Regions from separate parts of the Homo sapiens genome. Here regions 2 and 3 are each linked to region 1. The links are chromatin loops, found by intact Hi-C in ENCODE. Cell type or tissue: chondrocyte. All regions are shown on one strand. Region 1 holds the start of LSM8 (LSM8 homolog, U6 small nuclear RNA associated). Region 2 holds the start of MIR6132 (microRNA 6132). Region 3 overlaps CAPZA2 (capping actin protein of muscle Z-line subunit alpha 2).

Region 1 (2,500 bases):
AAATCGCTCCTGCTGGTGTTTTGTGTATAAATCTCTTTCTAACTTCAAGCTCTCTCAAGTTAGGGCAACAGTAAATGAAGTGGGAACAGTATCGCATTGGGAAATATCTGAAATGATACCTATGGGACTATCTAACGAAACTGAGGCCCAGAAGAATTGAAGTGACCTGTGCAATGACACCAATTTGTTAGCAGAGCCAAGATTAGAACCAAGTTTGGTGCCTTCCTGCATCCTTCCTGCATCGGTCCTTTCTCGGTGCTGCAGCAGCCTTTTACTTACTAATTTCACCCTGAAGAAAGGTAGACCATCCTGGCGTGGCAGAAGCGTGGACATTCGTTTTCTAAGGGATGGTCACACACCTTTGCCTATTTGCATTTAGTTTCTTTAAAAAGTAAAAACACCTCCATTTTGGAACACTTTTAGAGACAAAAGCAGAACATACGAAAGTGTATTTCACTGCTGAGTTCTTAAGAGGCGTACACCGTGTGGTTATAACGTGCGCAACTCTGTCCCGGGCAACTGAACTTATTTTTAGCGTTATTTTCGGCTTCTGCTGCAGAAAACTAGGGATTCAACTACCCGCACCTACGTTTCACACAACAGCACTCGTCTCTCTCCTTCACTCCTAATAAAAACACCTTACTTCGTTTATTCCTGCCTGCTCTACCTCGTCTCAACATTTTCTCTTGTTAACTTCCACCACACTGCCTTTTACTCGGATTGGAAACCCACTCTCCCCCAACTTCTGTCTCATACCCCCAACTTCTGTCTCATACCCCCAACTTCAGGAAGCGTCTTCCTTTTTTCCGCCTCTCGTTCGCTTTTGTCTTACGAGGCTTCCGGAACACGGCCCAGAATTACAGAGAAAACACACTGCGCACGCGCACTCTCTCGTCACCGCTGTGCGGCTTCTGTTTGGTTGGCCAGTTCGTCCCAATTTCCGACTCACAGGGCTGCGGAGCAGCAACTCTCACGATATTTGCTGCGACCCGCAGGCGCTATCCGCTGCCGGGTTCTGGCGCGCCCTTTCAGTTCTGCTTGCTGTCGGCACCGCTGCGTTACCCGGAACCGCCGGGCCGAACAGCATGACGTCCGCTTTGGAGAACTACATCAACCGTATCCTCAAGCTGGCCGCCGCGGGCGTGAGCCGGGGTCGCGGAGAGGCCGCGGTCGGGGATCGGTGGGAGGTTGGGAGGCCTGGCCTCGGCGGGATCCTGGGGGCGGGCGAGGAGATGAGGGCCCCGGAACGACCCAGAGTTCGCCGGCGGCGCCTCGAGCCTTCCCGCTGCTGCGGGCCCAGGGGTCCTTTCCATTTTGCCTGCAAAACCCAAATAAAAACCCAGTGTGATTATTCCGAACTTTTCTGTCTTAAAAAAAATGTACGCTCTTGATTCTTACTTACTATTTCCCTATGGCATAAGTGTTAAAGTTTGTGAATAAGATGAACAGTCGTCCTGGCGGCGACAACAGTTTTGCAAATCTTTGTACTTGTTTTATTCACATAATTTGCTCGTTCGAGGATAGCAAAAAGTTTAACGATGGTTCACAGACTGTTTCTGTCCCTTTACCACTTGAAGTCCCAACTTGTTGGTAGAATGAAAAAAAATGGTTGCTGTTGTAATGGATTATAGTGAGGAGCAAGTAACAACCCCATGGGAAGTCTTAAAATAGACTTTACAAGTGTTACCGTTTTAAAGTCTTAGGACAAAAACACTACGTTAAGCTCAGGTACAAACTGGGTGACAAAAATTAAATACCGAATGCTTTTAATGATGCGTTATTGGTACCCTGTGACACTGCTTATATAGTTTCTTTACTTTTGAATTACAGAAGCCTGTCCTGGAAGACAGTTTTTTAACATGCTGGAAAATCGTCCAACATCGATTAATTTAGTACTCATCCACTTTTCATTTTAGAAATAAACAGGCCTAAGAAACGAAATATCCTGCCTGAAATAATAGATTGGTAACCTTCCTAGTAGAAAAGTGTCAAAAATCCAGGATATTTTGAGATAAGATACACCGATCACATACAGAAAGAGGTTTTCTTTTTCTATTTTTTCCCTTTTTTAATCATGTAATTATCACAAAGACAAAAACAGAAGCTTTTTTTAAGTTTTTTTTTTTTTTTCTTTTTTTGAGTCGAGGGTCTCACTCTGTTGCCCAGGCTGGAGTGCAGTGGCTTGATCATGGCTCAATGCAACCTTGAACTCCTGAGCCCAAGCAATCCTCCTGCCTCTGCCTCTGCCTCCTGAGTAGCTGGGACTATAGGTCACCAGGCCAGGGTAATAGAGATGGGGGTATCGCTGTGTTGCCCAAGCTGGTCTCACCTCAAGTGATCCTCCTGCCTTGGCGTCTAAGAAACTTTTAACGTTTTTATGTAGTGAACTTAGTGGCTGTGTTGAATACTTATACCTAGTTGTCATATTTATTCTAAAAATTCAAATCATTCCCTTGCCAGAGTCTGTTTTCAATTTGCATTCCCTAAGAAACACTTTCTT
Region 2 (2,500 bases), 1.2 Mb before region 1:
TAGATGTTAAAGTAATATGTGGTTCCACTTTCATAGCAGAATTTAATATTTAAAAACTGTATTGAGATCAAGACATGTCTTTGTGAACACAAGAAATTAATTAGAAAAGGCATATACCTTGGATGAATGGGTGGAGAGGAGACTTGAACTATTGAACTTTCTACTATATATGATTTTAAAAGTTACGTATATATGTATATATATTTACTTTTTGTGCATTTCAGTATTTTAAAAACATAACAAAACTCTTTTTTTGGCTTGTGTTGGATAGCTAATGAAAGTTCATATGCTTCTAGTACTTTTTCTTTAAAAACAGATTTATAAGAATATGGTAACACAGGAAGACATTTTTTGTTCCAGTGAGTCAAGAGATAAAATATTTTCAATTATTTCTTTGTGTGGGTAGATCAAAAAGAAATGGGTTGGTCACAAATGCTTACTCATACAGAGGTATACACAGGTGTGTGCACACAGCCTTAAAATGACTGAGTTGCTCTGGAAAATGACAGAAATTCATGTAAGGCACGATGAAGAAATAGGAGAAATACATGTATGTAAATATATTCCTAGAGCAGCGTTTTTCACATTTGAACAATAGTTGCAAAATAGCTAGTAATGGAATTGCCTGCATTTGAGTACTCACTGTGTGCCAAGCAGTGTTCTAAGTACTTAAGATTACTATTTTACTGTTACATTTGTATGTATTTATGTGCCTAGAATATATGTGTAATAGTATACATATTTTCACATACTTGTGATTGAGTGTACAATCCTTGATCTGTCAATCTACCATAAGCTTTGAGAAGATAACAATGAACTCTTCTGTAATTACTTCTAAAGACAGATAATGTTTCTCATTTCTGATATTCTTAATTCCCTTGAAAAGTTCTTTCTATATGCTGCGCAAAACCAAGAAGACTGATATGCATGATGTCTTTGTGGTTAATTGCTATAAAGCCAATATTTAAATTTCTTTGAGTCCTCTTTTACTGCCTGGTATCATGGGATGAAGAGCTGCGCAGGAGGGGAGTGTATACGTGGCTCTCGGTCTTGTGCATTTTGTGACAAAGGAATTCCCCTTTCAATCACGCTGCTCTCCTGGAGCCCCTGGAGCCTCTGGCTCAAGCAGCGCAGTCGGTCTGTGCAGTGTCCCTGACGTCATCCAGCGTATGCATAAGCCCTGCTATTGTCTTACTGCTACAGCAGGGCTGGGGATTGCAGTATCCGCTGTTGCTGCTGCTCCCAGTCCTGCCCCTGCTGCTACCTAGTCCAGCCTCACCGCATCCCAGAAGAGGCACGTCGGCCTTCATTTGCCTAGTGGATTTTCAAAAGCAGCTCTTCGGTTTTTGGTGCTGTTAAGAGACCTTGCATTTCAATCACACCGGGAGAAAACTGAAGCTCGTAACAGGAGAATCTGGCAGCTGGACACAGCTTGGACTGCATTGTCTGGCTTCATGACCCCTGCTGTGTAGCCGGCTCATCTCTTCACTCTCACATGTACACTCTCCTCGCTTTTCTTTCTTTTTTTTTTCCCTTTTCTTTCTTCTAATTTTTAAAAAGCAGCCTCTGGAGCCAGCCATGTTTGGCACTGAATCTTCATGTAAGTAAATGGATCCCACTTCTCTGCTATTTAGAAATCTGCTTGCTGTCATGGTTTCATTGGCTTAGAGTTCATATCACTTTGCCTTAGGTCATTAACAACCTTTGTATTTTGGCTCTAATTACAAAGGAATTGGTCTCAGGGAAGGAACTCCCCTTAACTGGGTTATTCATCCTTAAGGCCAGGGATGTCAATGTGTCAAAACCAGGCCTGTAAGAGGGAGGTAGGAAAACCAGAATCCATACAGCCACCCTAGAATGTGTTAATTGATGGGATCAGGCCTGTCACTGATCTATTGTTGTAGGCTCCGTAATGGTGCTTAAACCTTAAAATAGATACTGGGAGGATCTGAGATGATAGTGTTTATTAGAAAGGAAAGAAAGGCTTACATTTTTTCATCTAAAGAGATAAATAGTTATCATTATATACTCTTCCATATTTTCACAAAAACATAGACATTATAGGTAGATTCAGAATGAGTAAGAAATCGCTTTATTTTTGAGGATGGATTTTTTTTTTTCCCACAGTGGCTTCAATTTTGATATGCTGGCTAGCATCACAGTCCAGCAGGATCATATCTTTTTAAAAACTTATACAATGAAATTGCTTTGGTGCAGAGAAGGCCCTGCACAATGGGCTAGGCAGGACAGCAGTTGTAGACAGCTACAATGGATATTTTAAAAATTACAACCAAACTATGTGAGGATTATTTAATGTTGATATAGAAATATAACGTCAATGCAGTTGTACAGGCTCTGCAGAATATTTTGTCATTGTCTATTAGCAAAAATGACAGTTAAGAATTTCTAAGAGATAAGAATTTCTAAAGAGACTTTCAACCTGCTGGCTAGAGCATTAAATATTGGCAAGCCACTATCTTTGCTAGGGAGAAGGGGTTTA
Region 3 (2,500 bases), 1.3 Mb before region 1:
TCTATTTCTGTAAATTGTGGTAATGATTGACAACCCACAGTAAACTCTCACGTTGTACCCTCATGTTCTAGATGGTAATTATAAAACTGAAGTAGCACTACCAATTGCTTCTGACTTCCAGTAATAAACACATCTTGAAGAGGTGACATAGGCTGAGGGAACCCAGTCACTTCCACCTGTGGTACTTCACCATGGAGCTTGTCTTTGCTTGAGAAAGGTACATTCTGTACCATTAATGCAAAGAGTGACACAGTCAAGGATTGCAAGGCAGAAAGATACATGTGAAGCTTATGTTCATCCAGCCCTCCTTCCCTTTGTTCTCTTTCCCTGATAAGTTTTTCAGTCTTATTCAGCAATGTAGGTGTAAGATTGTACATTTCCAAATTCCATATTCCAAGTATCATAGGCCATTAAAAGTACTAGATGTTTTGCACTCACTACTTTTTCTGAGATATCACTCAAGGCCAAAGGCAACAATTCAAAAACCTGCTGATACTTGCCTGGTTCATCAGGGTATCCCATAATGATACCAAGGCTTTTGATCACAGCTTCTCATATCAAATATGCTTTACCTTCCATTTAAGGAGGACCAGGGAGTTAGGAACTTCTTGAGGAAAGTAAGGCACCACTACTCCACAGGATTTAGCTACAAGTAGTGTCCTTTTTGGGTCTTTGTGACTCACCTCTTCCCATCACTGTGGTAAATGTTCGGCTTCTGCATGTGTTGGTCCGACATGATGTGTGAATGCCGTAACACCAGTTAGTATCACTTGCCTTGGCTCTTTATCTGGCCTCTTGATCATACTAGAAAGAATGTGGAGAAGCTGATTTTTCTTTTTAGATTCAAGATGTAGGCACGTTGTATACAATCTGAGGGCATCAGTGTCTCTGTCTTTGCCAGCAGCACGTCAAGTGCAATGTATAGCAAGCAATATCCAAGCATCAGCAGAAGGTGTTTTTCACTGCAGTCAGAGACACTTCTGATCCTAAGCAGCATCTCCTGACACTTGACAAAAAGAAAGTAGTGCATAGTGGAAAGCAGAAGACAGTTTCCTGTGGGGTTTATCAAAGTGAACTGTGCTTTTACTTGATGGAGAAAACAGCATTCTTTCCTTTCTCTCCTAAGGGAAGGGACTGGGGAATTCTCTCTAAGAATAATGGAATTAGGCTGGGCACGGTGGCTCATGCCTGTAATCCCAGCACTTTGGGAGGCCAAGGTGGGTGGATCACTTGAGGTCAGCAGTTCGAGATCATTCTGGCCAACATGGAGAAACCCCGTCTCTACTAAAAATACAAAAATTAGCCAGGTATGGTGGTGCTCACCTGTAATCCCAGCTACTTGGGAGGCTGAGGTGGGAGAATCACTCAAGCCCAGGAAGTGGAGGTTGCAGTGAGCGGGGATGGTACCAGTATACTCCAAGTCTGGGCAACAGAGTGAGACCCCATCCCTCCCCCCACAAAAAAAGTGGAATCAACATTATCTGGTTTTGAAAGATGAATATCCTTTTTTTTTTTTCTTTCCTTGCCTGAACTGTTTATGACTGAAATCTGTTCATTTTCTTCAGAGTCTTGTAGGGATTCCAAAGAAGGTTGAATGGAATCACAAACTACCAAATGGCAAAGTGTTCATTTTTGAGGATGGCCATTTTAGGTCTTCTAATTTGCTCCATCAAAGAACATTTCTCACTATTTAATAAATTAATTTTATCTTCCCAATTTGTGTACTAACAAGGAGTTCTCTACAGGTTGAGGAGTAGAAACAAGTGAAAGAAGATTGCCTAAAATTGATATAAGAGCTTCTAATTCATTTTCTTTCACTCCACTAGCAATATCCATAAAATCTTTCCCAGTTACTTGATCACTTCCAAAGTCTCAGTAGATTTGCAATAAATTGGAGGGTTTTTTTTTTTTATTTTTTGTTTTTGAGACAGGGTCTTGCTCTGTCAGCCAAGCTGGAGTGTAGTTTCACAGTCATGGTTCACTGTATCCTTGACCTCCCAGGTTCAAGTGCTCCTCCCATCTCAGCCTCCCAAGTTGCTGGGACCACAGGTGCTCACCATCATGCCTGGCTAATTTTTTTTTTTTTAAATTTTTTGTAGATACAGGATCTCACCATGTTGACCAGGCTGGACTCAAGTGATCCTCCCATCCCAGCCTCCCAAAGTGTTGGGATTTTACAGGTGTAAGCCATGGCACCTGGCCAAATTGGACATTTTAAAATGTTTATGTTATCCCGTAACTCAAAGTTCTGATCATTATTTTCATCTGAGGTATTTATTGATGTAAACTTGGATTCTTCAATAAAAATTCAGTTACATAGAAGTTTAGAGGCCGGGCGCGGTGGCTGATGCCTGTAATCCCAGCACTTTGGGAGGCCGAGGCGGGCGGATCACGAGATCAGGAGATCGAGACCATCCTGGCTAACACAGTGAAACCCCGTCTCTACTAAAAATACAAAAATTAGCCTGGTGTGGTGGCAGGCACCTGTAGTCCCAGCTAC

The links. A loop is a pair of places that touch in the nucleus more often than their neighbours do. Peaks named below come from ENCODE experiments on the same cell type or tissue, not always from the same donor. Only the 100,000 strongest peaks of a DNase experiment are listed, where the experiment ranks them.
Region 2: it touches region 1 in a loop (9-fold over the local background); 3 of 110 quality-filtered maps call a loop at or near these places.
Region 3: it touches region 1 in a loop (5-fold over the local background); 9 of 110 quality-filtered maps call a loop at or near these places.

Annotation. Positions count from the first base shown.
Region 1 is chr7:118,183,139-118,185,638 of GRCh38, forward strand. It overlaps LSM8 (LSM8 homolog, U6 small nuclear RNA associated), which reads left to right and starts at 1,026. Exons shown (of 4, transcript NM_016200.5): 1 at 1,026-1,116. The coding sequence starts at 1,086. It overlaps LOC105375470 (a long non-coding RNA gene), which reads right to left and starts at 830. Exons shown (of 4, transcript XR_927904.3): 1 at 777-830. In chondrocyte, a CTCF peak has its summit at 1,364; a DNase peak (open chromatin) is centred at 1,093.
Region 2 is chr7:117,019,030-117,021,529 of GRCh38, forward strand. The region is part of intron 1 of ST7 (suppression of tumorigenicity 7); the gene reads left to right. MIR6132 (microRNA 6132) reads left to right here and starts at 1,182; the gene lies at 1,182-1,290. RefSeq lists an enhancer at 221-1,420. In chondrocyte, no CTCF peak of the experiment used is centred here; a DNase peak (open chromatin) is centred at 1,164.
Region 3 is chr7:116,873,641-116,876,140 of GRCh38, forward strand. All of the region lies in intron 1 of CAPZA2 (capping actin protein of muscle Z-line subunit alpha 2), which reads left to right. It also overlaps the pseudogene LOC100418716. Among named protein-coding and RNA genes, the nearest start is that of CAPZA2, 12 kb to the left of the region's middle. In chondrocyte, no CTCF peak of the experiment used is centred here; no DNase peak of the experiment used is centred here.